2 separate regions of the Mus musculus genome follow, and region 2 is linked to region 1. The links are chromatin loops, found by intact Hi-C in ENCODE. Cell type or tissue: left cerebral cortex. All regions are shown on one strand.

Region 1 (8,000 bases):
AGGGCCAAGCGAGTCAAGGCTGCTCTCTGCAGACACTGGCAGGTCCAGAGAATAATGGTGGCTTAGCAGAGGCTCAGGGAAGGATCAGTAGGAAGAAGGGTGGCTGTGAGGTAGGTCCCCATGAAGGAGACATAGTTCACCTGTAGAGTGAAAGCCCTAGCAAGACTTGCAGAGCTTTGTTCATTGCACCTAAGCCCTCTTTGAAAAGAAGCAAGGGAGCTCATACTTATTCCTCTGAGGCAAGTTCACTTCCAGCAGTAGGAGAGCGAGCCAGCCAAATGCAGCTGGGCACCCACCTGTATGCTTGCCATTTACCCATTCCCACAGCAGGGATGGAAGAGCTGGGGCCATGTAGTTGATTCCTTGATCAAGTCTCCTGATAGGAACGTGATCACTCAGATGGCTGCCCACCTAATAGCTAGGTATTGCTTAACTTGAAGGCCTGCTGCCTTCCGGGGGGGGGGGGGGTGTCAGAATCCAGCATCCTCAGTGCCATCTCAACACAGGGTGTGGTTGTTGGTCCAGCCTGCCTGTAGCAGTGACCTTCATAGAGGGAGATAAATTGATTTTGGTTTTCTCCCATTTTTGCTAACCTGATCATTGCTGGTAAGAGTGGAATTTGGGCCTCCTTGGTGGTCTGGATTCATACTCGCATGTAAAGATGTGCCAAATATCAAGGCCTCAGTGTAAAGGGAAGCCCCTTTCCCAGGCTTGTCTGAGTGCCTCCCCCACCCTTCCCCCTGTCTGGCAATGGTCTGGGACCAACATCAGGCACTGCTCCATCCTGATCTAGTGGCCAAGGAAGACCACATTCTCCTACTGTTGAGGGCTGGCCTTGAGCGAGTTCCTAGGTACAGAGAACTCTTTTTGTCTGGACTGGAGTTGCCAGTACCAAGCCTACAAGACTTGTTGGCCACCTCCTCCTCAGAGTCTCTTCCCAAAAGAATCCCCTAGCCAGGATAATGGGTGGCTTAGTAGAGGCTCAGGGAAGGAACAGGGAGAAGGGTGGCTGTGAGCTCAAGTCCCCCTCTTTGCCACCATCACATTGTGTGAGCGGAACCAGTCACTGCACCTCTCAGGCCTCAGGGAAAGGCATGGAGGGCATGCATAGCATTACCAGGAGCTGCCAGAGCACGGGAGCCCATCCTCCACCAGCAGCAGAGAGGGGTTAAGTATTATTAGTGTCTATTCTTAAAATTAAGTGGGCTGGAACAGAGCTGAGTTACAGGCGCCAGTGTCTTACACAGATACAAAAGCTGAAGCCGTCAGCCTGCCTTTGCAGGTACAGCTGCCTCCCAACCAAGGCCTGGAGGCGTTAAGAGGTGGGAGGGCACAAGCAGGCTTTCAGGAGTGTTGAAGCAAGGGATCTGCAGCATAGCTTTGGGCGTCTCCAGAACTCATGGTGAGGGAGGCACCAACACCTAGAGGTCTTAAAAGCCCTGCATTCACCATGATCTGTCTGCCCCTGCCCTTTTGGGTTCTTCTGCATGCAGTGCCCCCCTCTCCTGATGCTAAGTTTTGGCATGGGTGTCCTGGCTACCTCAACTGTATTCTCAAGGCCAGGAGGATGGCTCTGGCCATACTTACGGAAGCCAGGCCAATTTGTGTGAAGCAAGCTGGGCTTCTGGTTTGATTCAGCTTCTGTAGCCTCCAGGGACCATCCTCTGGAGTCTTGTGCTTTCACTGGACTCTTCAGCTTCACCAAACACACCAAGCTTTGCCATTTACATGCCATGTGGGCCTTGCCAAGGGTTATTTCAGGGGTCTTCCTGGGAGTCTTGTTCTAAGACACCGTGTTTCTTTAGTCTTAGGGACAACTCCCAAGGTGATGAGCTCATAGGACGTCTTCCCATGGGGCCCTGTACTGGTGTCAATAAACCATATATTCAAGATTCCTGAGTGCCACTTGGATCTCTTCCCTGTGCGTCTGTCTATAGTTAACATCTGTATCCCTGACAAAATACTCAACAGAAAAAGTATTTTAAAAGGTGTTCTAAGCTGGGCGTGGTGGCACACGCCTTTAATCCTAGCACTTGAGAGGCAGAGGCAGGTGGATTTCTGAGTTCGAGGCCAGCCTGGTCTAGAGTGAGTTCCAGGACAGCCAGGGCTACACAGAGAAACCCTGTCTTGAAAAACAAAACAACAACAACAAAAGGTGTTCTAGAGAGTTTAGCCCATGGTTGATCCCATGTGCTTGAGCAGGAACATGTGACAGACTTCATGGCTATCTACCGCAAAGCCAACCCAGGAAGAGTGAAAAGAAATGACCAGGGACCCACAGGATGTGATGAGCTTCCAAAAGCCAAGTCCTGCATACTGGTTTCCACAATTTCCCAAAATAGTGCCAACAACTTGGTACTTGGGACAAAGCATTGAAAACCTGAGACTTCATGAGACATTTTGGATTTGGGGTCCTCTTGGCATCCAGGGTATGTTTGGAAGCTGCTGAGGAGCTGGTCCTGGGTTAGGGTTAGGGAGACTGTCCATCCTACCAGCCATGGGGTCCAGAGGGGTAGTAAAGAGGGGTCAGGCCCCTGAGGAACCTAGCAGCATCTACAGTGCCTCTTCACAGCCTGAAATGCCTCAAGCATTTGGGCACTGAGCACAAGGTCCTCCAGTCAACAGTCAGCTGGGGCCACCTGTGGGCATAGACCCTCACAGTATTTCAAGGACCACTTGCATGGACACTAAAGCACCAGGCATTTCTTCTGCCTCCACCCTGCCCTCTGCCTGGCACTTGCCACATCCTGCATGCAGGGCCAAGGGCAGAAGCTCTCAGAAGATGGGATGCAGAGTGGGAAGCACAGCCCTAGGCCCCTGGTGAGTTTACTGAGCATCACTGCTGGCTCTGAGACAGGGTTGTGGGTGATTCCTTTTTCTTGTTCACATGTTCCCCTAAATTCTGTTTTCTTAATACAGCAAACATGCCTTTGTTTTCAGTCTCATTTTATTTCAGTAGAACAGGCAAATGTTAAAAATCCACATTTTGGGTTTATTATCTGGAAATACTCAAATAAATTAGTTACTTTCACATTGTTGTGACTAAAACCCTGACAAAATCAAGTGATAGAAGACAGTTCATTTTGGCTCACAGTCCGTCTGGGCAGGGAAGGCATGTCAGGAGTGTGAGGCCAACCCAGCAGCTCAGAAGAGCAGATCTCATCCACACAGGAAGCAGGAAAAGACCAGGAAGCAGGGCCAGCTATAAACCATCAAAGTCCACCCCCAGTGACCCACCACCACCACCCCTCCATTGTAACTCCTGAAGGTTCCATAACCTCAAACAGTGCCACCAGCTGAGGACCAAGTATTCAGATTTCTGGGGACATTTCATACTCAAGCCACAACACCAAATAATCTTAAAAAAAAAAAAAAAAAAACACTTAGGAATCTTCCTCTAGTTGGGCGTGGTGGCGCACGCCTTTTATCCCAGCACTTAGAAGGCAGAGGCAGGCGGACTTCTGAGTTCGAGGCCAGCCTGGTCTACAGAGTGAGTTCCAGGACAGCCAGGGCTATACAGAGAAACCCTGTCTCGAAAAACCAAAAAAAAAAAAAAAAAAAAAATCTTCCTCTAAAGGGAGTCATAAAGAGCTTAGGGTTGCTATGGAAACAAAGCTGCAGCACAGTGCTGTGCATCAGGATTTAAACACAGTTCTATAATTGAGCCAAGTTAAAAGGTGGTGTGTGCTAAGTCTAGAAACATGTTTACCAAGAGCAACTGACTTGTAGTGAGTATGCTTTAGGTTGGATGTGGTAGCACACACCTTTAATCACAGCACTAAGGAAGGCAGAGGTAGGGTGATCTCTTGAGTTTGAGGCTAACCTGATCTACAGAGAAATGCTGTCTTGAAAACCCAAAACTTAAAAGAAGAGGAGAAGGTGGTGGAAGAGGTAGGGTGGGAGGAGGAAGCAGCTGCTGCTACTGGTGAGAGGTCAGCTGGTAACATAAGAAATAATAAGACTCAGAGTGTCTGGATCCACAGTCCAGGTAGCTAAATCAGGGTATGAAGGACAGCATCTGAGGGGAGCCTGTTAGATAAGGCTCACTGTTGTAATGAAAAGCCTGCAACTATAGAGCCCTATGGCTAAGGAGACTGGTCCTTCAGGACTTGCCTTAACAGGTGAGGGACCTGCCTCAGAACAATTACAGCAAGTGGCCTTTAAGAGAGATCAGCTTGGATCCACTGAACTCCGAATTGGACTCTAGACCTGCAGCCCTCCATCCTCCACAGTGACTTCTGACTCAACTTCTGTGCCCTCACCCACCTTGGAGACAGCCAGTAGCTGTTAGAGTGGAATTTGCTCCCAAAGGTCTCAGTGCAATAAGCACATGCAGAGTCAAGTGGACTGGAGCCCCCAGTACACAAGAAACCACTCTTCAGGACAACTGAAAGCTGCCTCAGTACCCTTAAGGATTAATACATCATTTCAAGTCAAGATGACTGAGAATCAGCAGGAGAGGGTCTCAGTCCAGCCACGTAGCAGACATCATCCTGACATGGCACACAACTCCCAAGGGATAACAGGGCGTCCCACAAAAAGCCACCTACCAAATCTTCACCAAGAGTGGAAGATACATTGCCTGCAAAGTCTACATGGGCAATTCTTCAACCCGAGGAAGGGGCAATTTTCAGAGTCTCTAGTTTCTATCATTTGGTTTGTGATTCCTTCATGAAACAGGGGGAGGGGTTCAGGGGGAGAAGTAACAGGTAACAGCCTCTTCCTGAGCTTCCTTGGGAGCCTCAGAGAGCATTGAAGCTGCCTGCATGAAGCACAGCCTCAGAATGCTAGTGAGGATAGGATGGGCCATCCAAAACTAAGGATGTGTGAGATGCCAGAAGAAACCCTGTTACTGTGTGAACTGTCAAGTCAAGAAGTCTTCTGATAAACATCATTTCTGCTTTTTAAGTATCCTTAACTGATCCTGAGAACTAGGAGAGGCCTGTGTGCCTTCGGCTTGCTAGGGCTTACCATCCTAGCCCGGCTGCACTCCTTCCTCCCAAGCACAGGCTCAGCCCAGGCCCTGTCTACTCTGCCTTATGGGACCCCTCTCCTGTTCCCCAGCCTTGTCTGCTGTGTTCCTCTTAGCCCTTCCCCAGCACCCCCAGACTGGCCATCCCATTGCTGTTAGACTATATTTTATGGGATGCAACATAACCTGCTGCTGTTGGGTCTGGGGCAGTGGGGACAGGGTTTCCGGGGCTGCAGAGTGGCAGAACCAGGCAAGAGGCAAATAGAGTCTGTTTTTTTTTTTTTTTAATTTGTCCTTTCACAATTTCACTCATGTACACAATGCATACCCTCCTACAACCCACCCTCTCACATCTCCCTACAACCTATAAACCATTCCTCTCCCCTACAAATATCTTTTCGCTGACTAGTGGGCTGATGCCTACCCTGTCCCCAGCACTCCCTGCCCCCAGGGGACACAGCTGCCCACTAGGCAACAAGCCCAGAAGAAGATAGTGCCAGCATGCAAATCTGGGGGTTTCTGATCAGGCCCTGCCCCTGCTGCCCACGCATCCATCTGTCTTCCCCTCCCCACACCCACACAACTCCTCCAGAGCCCCTGGCAGAACCTCCTTAAGTATATGCTGCCTTGCTGTTCCTGATGAGTCGACTCGTGTATCTGAATCTCCAGATGGTGGTTTGCATTCCCCCTGTCCTCCAACTGCATGTAGCTTGACACACTCACTCAGAGCCACCAGATGGGAGTGGGGGAGGCAAGAAGGACAAGTGAGGTGTGACGGGTAGATGGGTGTAGTGGAGGCAATTCATCCAAAGGACTGAGCTACCAGGATAGAGCAGGGTATGTGTTAGACTCTACCAGGAGGGAAACAAGCTAAAGCTAATAGAAAGAGTGGGGGCCATGGTGTGCTGGGGAGAGGAGGGGAGAGGCGTTATGTCCATCAAACAAGAGTTTCCTCCTGAGGAAGGGAACCTGAAAACCAGGTCTCCCAGGCTGGGTCTAGAATGTAGCAGAGCCAGAAAAAGAGGCAGAAATCCTGATTAGCAAGCTGTTATCTGATTTGACCACAGATCTCCACACTGGAGTCCTACATCTCAGCCTTATTAACTTGTCTGGGACCTGGATGGGCTCTAAGCTAATCAAAGATAGGTCAAAGAGGACTTCAGATGGGCCCCAGCACTTGGGAGGCCAAAAAAGAGAGCTGCTTAGCCTGGGCTATATTGGGAGACCTTGTCTCAAAAAAATCAAAACAAGAGGCTAGGGAGATAGCTCCCTTGGTAAAGTGTTTGCCTTGCCTAGGGATTGAGTTCAGACCCTAGAAGCTATGTTTTTAAAAAGCCAGACTTGATGGTGTATGGGGACTCAGACAGGAGGAATTCTTGGGGCCCTTCAGCTACCCAGCTATATTACAATTCTCTGGGAGAATAGAAGCAATGGTTGGATATATATTAAAAAGAGACTTACTAGACTAATGTATAACATGCAATCTAGGTAGTTCAACAATGGCTATGTCACGCCAAAAATGGTCAAGAATCTGGTAGTTTGTCATCCGAGGGTTGGTAGGCTGACAGCTACCAGTCTTCAGTCTGCATTAGAAGTCTTAAAAAGCTTGTTCTGATATCAGTGAGTTCAGCAGTTGCAGCAACAGAACAGATGAGTTTGCCAGCAAGAATGAAGGCAGACAGGCAAAAAGCAAGCTTCCTTCTTTTATCTCCCTTCTAAGTTTCCATCCACATTTAGTATGAGTCTTACTTTTTTTTTGGGGGGGGGGGGTGTTGAGACAGGGTTTCTCTGTGTAGCCCTGGCTGTCCTGGAACTCACTCTGTAGACCAGGCTGGCCTCAAATTCAGAAATCCGCCTGCCTCCGCCTCCCAAGTGCTGGGATTAAAGGTGTGTGCCACCCCTGCCTGGCCCATTTTAAATAATATAACCAAGAACTCCCTTAAAGAAGGATGGTGGTACACACCTTTAATCCCATCACTTTGGAGGCAGAAGCTGATAGATCTCTGTGAGTTCAGGCCAGCCTCAGCTACACAGCAAGTTCCAGGCCAGGAAGAGCTACATAGACTCTGTCTCAAAAAAAGAAAAGAAAGGAGGGAAGGATAGGGAAAAAGTGTCCAGCACTTAGTTGATGGTACATTCAGTCACCTTGACAACCAAGAGAGCACATCCCACCAGCCTAGCATACTTGGTGAATTCCAGGTCATCGAAAGACCCTCTCTCTAAAGAAAAATATAAGAACAGTGGGTGGGATTTGAGGAATGACACCTGAGGCAGCCCTCATACATGCAAACACCATACAAAATATATACACAACACACACCAAACACACACCCAAAAGAGTCATTTTGTGGAGGGTTGAGGAATCCGAATTCAGAGAGCCCAGGCCCTGAAGAATGAAGATTTAAAATCAAGGCCACAGCTAAACATCTGAAGTTCATTGCCAGGACTGTGATGGTTCAGGAGGGGACATGGAAGGTGAACAGAATCCTCACCACCTTACTGCAGTCATAAAGCGACGACAGTACTATGAGAAGCCTTGTGACTGCCACCAGCAAAACAGCTATGAAACGTGCTGGAGGATCCACAACATGGAAATGGCTCGAAAAATTAACTTCTTGATGCAAAAGAACCGTGCAGACCCGTGGCTGGCTGCTGAGGCTTGGGGCTAGACACCCACATTAGTTCCATGTCCACCTCCTTTCTTTATCCAGTCAATTTCTGTTACTTTTCTCTACAATTAACTCAACCACAAGTGAATAAGACAGCATGGACATAAGAAGCTATCTTATTGGTCCACAGCAGGCCCTTCCTTGATTAAAAGGAAAAGAATGAAAAAAAAAGCCATTTTACCTAACAACCTAACAGTCTCCTAAAGCACAGAGTCCTGAGGCAGAGGCGGCATCAGGCGGCCTCGTGAGGGGACTGTGGACACCTGCAGGGGCCTCAGATAGCTGGAAACTAGTGCTCACTACAACAAAATCAGTTACCTCTGGATGTTAGCTACTATAGGCCTTATATTACTATTTTT
Region 2 (8,000 bases), 100 kb after region 1:
TCATTGATGTTTTTTCTTAAACTTAGCTTTAGATTTACTTATTGTATTGGCTAAATTATCAGGCTCCAGCTTGAAAACTGAACAAGTTAACTCGTAACTATTGGGTATTTTATTTAAAATGTGTTAGACTGGAAAGCTGGTTCATTGGGTGAGGTTGTAGACCACTCTTGAAAAGAACCTGATAGATTGTTTGTCTCTCCCTCCCTTCCTTCCACCGTCCTTCCCTCTCTCCTCTCTCATACATAGACACACAGTTGACTCAAGTAGACAGTGTTGAGAGGATCTGAATGGGCCAAGGAGAAGGCAGCTCATTGCCATAACAGCTCATCCTTGTGTCTTTATGGATAAAAATGTACATGCACATTTTTACCTAAGATTTTTTTTTTACTTTAAAAAATGTAGTATTTTAATTTTTATAAAAGTTTTTATATTGCAGGCATATTTTTAGAATTTGAAATTAGCTTCTATTGCGTGTATGTAAGTACGCTGTCGCTATCTTCAGACACACAAGAAGAGGGCACCAGATCCCATTATAGATGGCTGCGAGCCACCGTGTAGTTGTTGGGATTGAACTCAGGACTCTGAAAGAGCAGTCGGTGCTCTTAACCACTGAGCCATCTCTCTAGCCCAACATCATTGTCAGTGGTTCCACTCTTTTCCTTTCGGTGCATTCATCTGACTTGCCATTGATGGTTTTATAGTAGTCATCTGCTGGGAGCTCAGTTTCTACATGTTATTGTGTTCGTTCATTCTCTCCCTCCTCTTTAGTGTCTAGCTGAGAGAGAGTTTGTACTCTGCTAATCTTATAAGACAAGAGAAACCCTCAGGTGTCACCATCCACCTTTTTTTTTTTTTAACAGTGTCTCTACCTGGCCAGCAAGCCCCAGGGTTCTGTTTATCCTCCTGACTTTTAGTGCACTCTGAGGATTGAAATCAGGTCCTTACTATGTCCAGGCAATCACTCTACCTACTGTTCTATCTTCCCAGCCCAGAAACGTTTAACTTAGATAGCCAGGAAATGCATGGACCTGAGTTAAGATTTAGAAACTCCTTCTGTCTCTGATACAGTACAATATGTTATCACAGATAATGTTTGGAAATATAAAAGAAATATTCCTAATTACAAGAATCTCAAAATTGGGGGTGGGGATTGTTTATAACAAGGTCTTACTGTATAGCAAGGTTGGCCTCAGTTCCCACTTTCTGGGATCATATTCCTAAACCACCAGGTCCAGTTTTCTAAAATAGCTTTTAGCATCTTGTGGCTATAACAAAGTTAGGTATGTAGAATCGTGGTTATTTAATTGTTCTATTTTAAAAATTGGAACTTGACCCACACGATTCATTAACTTTTAAAAAAAACTTTGTGGGTTGGTTGGTTGGTTGGTTTTTCAAGTTAGGGTTCCTCTGTAGCCCTGGCTGTCCTGGAGCTCACTCTGTAGACCAGGCTGGCCTTGAACTCAGAAATCCTCCTGCCTATGCCTCCCAAGTGCTGGGATTAAAGGCATGCGCCACCACTGCCCAGCTATCATTTGTTTTTTTATTTTTTTATTATTTATATTCAGAAGTCAGAGAGCATGCAAGAATTGGTTCTCTCCTTCCACCAGGCTTGGCCAGATGAGCCATTACTTACTACACATTACATTTAGATTGGCTTGTGTATTTCATGTACTGAGCATTTTATCTGCTTTTCAGAGGTGCTCTCTTAGGGGGTTTAGACATTAGAAAACTTGATGGTTAAGATATAAGCCAAGCAGGGTAGTGGTGTTACATGACTTTAATCCCAGCACTTGGGAGACAGAAGAAGGCAGATTTCTTGAGTTCGAGTCCAGCCTGGTCTACAGAGTGAGTTCCAGGACAGCCAGAGCTACACAAAGAAACCCTGTCTCTAAAAAACAAACAAACAAACAAAAAAACAAACAGATTAGCCAGGCAGCACTCAGGAGACAGAAGCAGGCAGATTCCTGTGAGTTTGAAACCAGCCTGCTTTACAGAGTGAGTTCCAGAACAGCCAGGGCTACACAGAAACCCTAACTCAAAAAAAGAGGAAATTAAACCAAGAGCTATATGAAATACATGGCTATAATACCAGAACTTGGAAGGCTGAGGTAGGAAGATCAAATTTAAAACCAGTTTGAGCTGTGTGAAAAGTCTAGGAAAGCCTGGGAAAACTGTCTAGGAACAAACAACAAAAAGCCAGGGAGGTGGCAGCACTGGGAAAGGTAGAAAGGTGTGCAGATGGGGCCAGTGTGCTTCTACAGCCAGGTTTCCTGGGTTCATTTAGTCTGCAGCCAAGCACTACCGTAAAACACTACTTAATATCTCTTAGGCCTCAATTTTCTTATGTATAAAACAATCTGGATTCTAAGATCCCATGACTAAAACTCTCATATATTTTGAAGATCTTTCCATATCAGAAGCTATTACAGTATTCTTTTATGGGGATTCCTTATAAGCATCCTTATCTAGCCTCATAGTGGACATGAAAGCACACATGAGTTGTATTTATTGTTTTTAACAAGCCATTTCTTTTTTTTTTTTTTAAAGATTTATTTATTTATTATATGTAAGTACACTGTAGCTGTCTTCAGACACTCCAGAAGGAGTCAGATCTCGTTACAGATGGTTGTGAGCCACCATGTGGTTGCTGGGATTTGAACTCCGGACCTTCGGAAGAGCAGTCGGGTGCTCTTACCCACTGAGCCATCTCACCAGCCCCTTAACAAGCCATTTCAAAACTTAGGACTTGGAATAGCAACCAAATATGTGTTCATAAGTCCATTTGACTGGTTCCACTAGTCAGGGAGGTTTCTGGCTGCCACAGTCTCCAGTAGAGCAGAGCTCACCATAGCTCACTGTGACTTGACTAGGTTTCTGGTGGCAAGAACATTGCAGAAGAAGGCATCAGAAGGTGCAACATCTTGTTAGAGACTAGGTCCAACCACAGTCTGTCACACTCGGTGGGTTAAAAAGTATTCTGTCAGCTGGTGCAAGAAACAGCAAACAGAAATACAATGTTCTCATTAATAGGAACTGCAAGGATTTGTGTTATATTTAATCTCACAGAGTTGTTTGTTTATTTAACAAAAAGTCTTGGGCATTTGTTCTGTACCATCCTGGCTGCTACAACCCTGAACAGAAAATCAACAATAAGAACCTACTTGCAAGGAGCGAATAGCCCCAATTTGTATGAAAATGACCTAAACTGAGTGGATGACATCAGGGAACTCGAGATTTCAATTTTCTAGCTGAAATAGTGGAGATCTAAAGTAAAAATAATGATAATAATAGATAAAGGAACTATTAAATATAAGGAAAGGTACTCATCTTTACAAAATAATAAATCCCAGATAGTCCATAATTACTCTCCTTTCCCCACGTCTTCCCCCTTTTAAAGAAACCCACTTTATTAAAATAGCAGGCATCAAAACCTGTTGTTTGCTTAAGGCTGTGGGAAACAGACCATAACATTACATGGGTTGAGTGTCTTTGAAGGAAAGTTGGGCGTTTTGTCTTGGATATTTTGTCCCAACAACTTATTTTGTTCTTACTTTTCAGTCTGCCAACATTGAGGCTGGATGTAATATTTAATTTGTTTAGCTTTAATTAAGGATGAAATTGAGCTAGTCATGGTAGCAGATGTCATTGATCCCAGCACTCAGAAATCAAAGGCAGGTGGCTTTCTGAGTTTGATGTTAGTCTGGTTTGCAGCCAGGCTACACAGAGATACCCTGTCTCAGGATAGAGGGGGTTATATTTAGTATTTTTTACATATTTGTTCAAAGTTTTATAATGCTGAATTTTTTAGCCAGTAATACTTGCAGTTATTTTTTTGGTTTTATTTTTTTCTTATTTTTTTTTTCCCAAAGCAGTCTTAGGTTAGAATTCTCTCCAAGATGACATCAGTGAGGGGGAAGGAGAGATGGTTGCAGCAGATGGTAGTTAAATCTTTATTTGGAATAAATTTAGTGTAAATTATGCCTCATACATGAAAATGAATTCCAAAAGAATCCGTGATGAAGTACATTTGTTTAACGGTACTCACTGCTAGGCTGGAGAGGTGACTCTGCAGCTTAGAGTGCTTCTTGCTCTTTCAGAGGTCTTGAGTTCAGTTCCCAGCAACCACGTGGTGGCTTCAGCCTTCTATAATATGATCTGATGTCCTCTTCTGGCATTCAGGTGTACACTCATATACACTTTTTTTTTTTTTACAAAGTTCATGATGTAAGCTACAAATATTTCTTCAATAAAACAGTTAATTACTTAACAAAGAAAAACATACGGAGAATGGTCCATATGTACAACAGAAAAGTGCCTAGCGAGATACAGACTGGAAAGTACAGGTTGGTTTTCCAGTTAGGGTAGTGTTGATGACTGTTTGTATAAGAGTGATTGAAGGCTGGAGAGATGACTCAACATTTAACACTCTGCAAGAGTACCTAGGTTCAGTTCCCAGTATCTTTGTGGTGTCCCTTGTGACCTCAACAAGTATGAAGCCCACCCTTGGTGCACAAACAAACATACATGGAAGCAAATACACATATAATAAAATTAATCTTTTTTTTTTCCTTTAAAAAATAATTGAGGTCTATTGTGACCTCTCAGTAAAGTACTTGATTAAAGTAAAGGACCTCAATTCAGATTTCTCCAACCATGTAAAACCAGTCACAGCACAGGAAAGCTATAATCCCCACTTTCCTGTGATTGAACTTTGGAGGTGGAGACAGGAAAAATCCCCAGAAATTGGTTGGTCAGCTAACCTAATGTATATAGAGATGAACAGAAGACCCTGTCTGCTGGGCAGTGGTGGCACACGCCTTTAATCCCAGCACTTGGGAGGCAGAGACAGGCGGATTTCTGAGTTCGAGGCCAGCCTGGTTTACAAAGTGAGGTCCAGGACAGCCAGGGCTATACAGAGAAACCCTGTCTCGAAAAAAAAAAGAAGACCCTGTCTTTTAAACAGGTGTAAAAAGAGGGCTGACACCCAAGGTTATACACCAGTACTTGTGTCAACCTTAGTACACAGCTGTGTATACCTGCACTCACACCACACTGGAGGGGTGTGATTGAAACAGCAAGTGGGAAGGAAAGGTTTGACATGGAAACTGGAGGCAGAAATGACTGGCACAACTTCGTGGTGCTGAAGCACTGGTGATTATGACCGTCATTACTAAGATGACAAGTCTGATTGGGTGGTGGCAGTGCACTTGAAGTCTCCACCTCAGGTGCAGATGGATCGCTGTGACTTTGAGGACAGCCAGGGCTATGCAGAGAAACCCTGTCATAAAAAAATAAAATAAATAAAAAATAAAACCACGCAGGTTTATGCGGCACCAGCACCAATCTTTAGGGCTCCTTCCACTACCATAATTTCACACTTGAAAATGTTGCCAGGGGCTGGAGAGATGGCTCAGTGGGTAAGAGCACCCGACTGCTCTTCCGAAGGTCCGGAATTCAAATCCCAGCAACCACATGGTGGCTCACAACCATCCGTAACGAGATCTGACTCCCTCTTCTGGAGTGTCTGAAGACAGCTACAGTGTACTTACATATAATCAATAAATAAATCTTTTTTTAAAAAAAAGAAAAAAAGAAAATGTTGCCAGGAGCAAGGAAGTGTACTTTTGACAAAATAGCAAGAGTTATCCTAAACTTAATACAAGTCTTGGATATTCTGTGTGATAAAATGAGACATCTAAAGTGTTCTTGAAGAAAAGTACTTAGGCACTTACTGGAGCTGTGAGCTGAATTAGCTGCCTTTTAAAATAGATCCATGGAGGTGGTTTTGAGGCAGTCTTGGTATCTTTGAACTTGATTCTTCTGTATCAGCTTTCCAAGCAGCATAACTTGAGCGAATCGTGAAGAAGGAGTTATGAGAGCTGACAGTTTGAGGAGCACTATTACTGTCACAGTTTATAGAATTAGATTTGTTTTCTTTAAATGGCCCCGTCCAGAAACTCAAGTTGAAGCTGCAGCATTGATCTAAGGTGAGAATTTAACTGAACAGGTAAAATGGACCTGAAAAACTATGGCAGCTGGTTGGCATGCCCAGATCTGGCTAGGGCAAGGATAGATAGGGCAAGAGAATGGGAGTTGGCTGGCTATGTATGTATGTATAACCTTTTAAAGTACTAGAAGATGTGGGATTCTGAGAAGGTACCCACAATCCTAGTCGGATATAATCTCAGCTTCCTTAGGATATCCAGTGTTTTATGGGAAATAAACTGGGGGGAAAATGTACACACAGATGGCCACAATTCAACTGAGCAGTAGCTGCAGATCTCTGGTGAGGGGAGTTGGGCTTTGTACTTGTGGTATCAGCACTTAGCAGCAGATTCCCATTTTTCTCCTTTTGTCCTTTGGTAGATGTGAATATGGAGAAACCATGTGTATGGTAAAGGGACCTGAGATTTAGTTACTTTTAAAGTAGGGAAAGCATTATATTTTGAAATTTTTACTTGGTTGTTTAAGGACCTACTAGACTTTAACTGGAGGGAATATGTATCTTAGAAATGCTTTAGCTGCAAACTGTCTGTCTTGAAGAGCCTTTCTGAAAGCCAACAAGTTTGAACTGACTGTAAGTATCCCACAGACTTACAATTAGTGCTGTCGGAAGAATTGGTTCCAGTCTCCCAGGCATTTCTGCTGCACAGTTGATGTCCTGACTGGGTAGAGGCTTTACTTTAGGCAGGGATTTTATTATGCTCTGTAAGGGTTTGGCTTGGTTTTGTTTTTTGTTTTGAAAAATCTTGTCTATATAGACCAGGCCAATTCAATCTCAAAATATTCCTTCCTGCCTCAATCTCTAAATGCTAGGTTTGTAGCCAAGTGCCATTACATCCAACCCAAATGACTTTAAAGATTTCTCAAGGAAATCCTTAGGAAAGAATTGTAGGGCTCTTAGAGGTGAGAAGCCGGAAGTAGGTAGGTCTCACCCCACTACAGACAACAGATCAGCTCTTTTTTGTTGTTTTTGGTTGGTTGGTTTTTGGTTTTTCAAGATGGGGCTCCTTTATGTAGCCCTGGCTGTCCTGGAATTTGCCCTGTAAACTCACAGAGATCTGTCTGACTCTGTCTGATTCTGTCTCCCAAGTGCTGGGGTCAAAGACATGTGCCACCACTGCCCAGCATATCTCAGTGTAGTAAGTGTTCAGTGAAACTAGCTTTGATTGAGGATGCCTGAGTTCTTGACCATGCATATGTCCTGTGGGGCATGTACCAATTAGTAGATGGGTGGGGTTGATGTTGCTACCTGTAACTAAGAATCACTGTAAGAAGAGGTTCTTTGTTAAATAGATTACCCATGTTTGGAGTTTGTCCTTGTTTTAGTGTCATATTATCTAAAAAGCGGTATTCTTTACTGGTTATAAGTTCTTTTCCAGACTTGGGATAAGTTTTTAGACTTAAGACTTGGATTTTTCAGTATTGCTTGAGATTCTGAAAGTGAAAGTGACTACCCAAGACAGGGTGTCTTGTTTGTTCTATACCTTGGGCTTCTGTTAGGATTTAATTTGAAGAAAAGATCTTATATTGGTTAGTTTTATGTTATTATAATTTATCATGTCCAAAAGCAGAACCTAGATCAGCCAGGACCTAAAAAATTAAGTTTTCTATGAACTTTGAAGCCGTGTGTGTGTGGTGTGTGTGTGTGTGTGTGTGTGTGTGTGTGTGTGTGTTTTATTGGGGAGAAAGAGTTTGGGGGAGAATGAACTGTAGATTGGTCAAAATATATTTTTGAGGGTGCAGAATGACTGTGGAGTGAACCTAAGAGAAACACTTTGTTCTGACAGTGTGTGTGCATGCACATTATTGTGCATTTGTATGAAGTTGTCATCAGATGTCTTCAGTTGCTTTTTAATTTCTTTGGGTATGTGGGTATGGTGTATGAGTATATGTATGCATGGCTGTATGGGTGCCCTCATTTATTTATATACTTCTGGAGACCAAAGATCTATGTTGGTTATCTTCCTGAATCACTCTCTGTTTCCCTGGACCTGCAG

Evidence for each region. Hi-C counts contacts between places; a loop is a spot of excess contacts. Peaks named below come from ENCODE experiments on the same cell type or tissue, not always from the same donor. Only the 100,000 strongest peaks of a DNase experiment are listed, where the experiment ranks them.
Region 2: a loop joins it to region 1, with 4 times the contacts of the local background. A loop is called at or near these places in 5 of 42 quality-filtered maps.

The regions. Positions count from the first base shown.
Region 1 is chr16:16,925,471-16,933,470 of GRCm38, forward strand. It overlaps Ppm1f (protein phosphatase 1F (PP2C domain containing)), which reads left to right. Exons shown (of 8, transcript NM_176833.4): 8 at 1-1,905. It also overlaps the pseudogene Gm46540. Among named protein-coding and RNA genes, the nearest start is that of Ppm1f, 33 kb to the left of the region's middle. In left cerebral cortex, no CTCF peak of the experiment used is centred here; DNase peaks (open chromatin) are centred at 1,308, 3,710, 4,844, 5,031 and 1 more place; H3K27ac peaks cover 5,819 bases.
Region 2 is chr16:17,026,502-17,034,501 of GRCm38, forward strand. All of the region lies in intron 6 of Mapk1 (mitogen-activated protein kinase 1), which reads left to right. Among named protein-coding and RNA genes, the nearest start is that of Ypel1, 40 kb to the right of the region's middle. In left cerebral cortex, no CTCF peak of the experiment used is centred here; a DNase peak (open chromatin) is centred at 3,952; H3K27ac peaks cover 1,953 bases.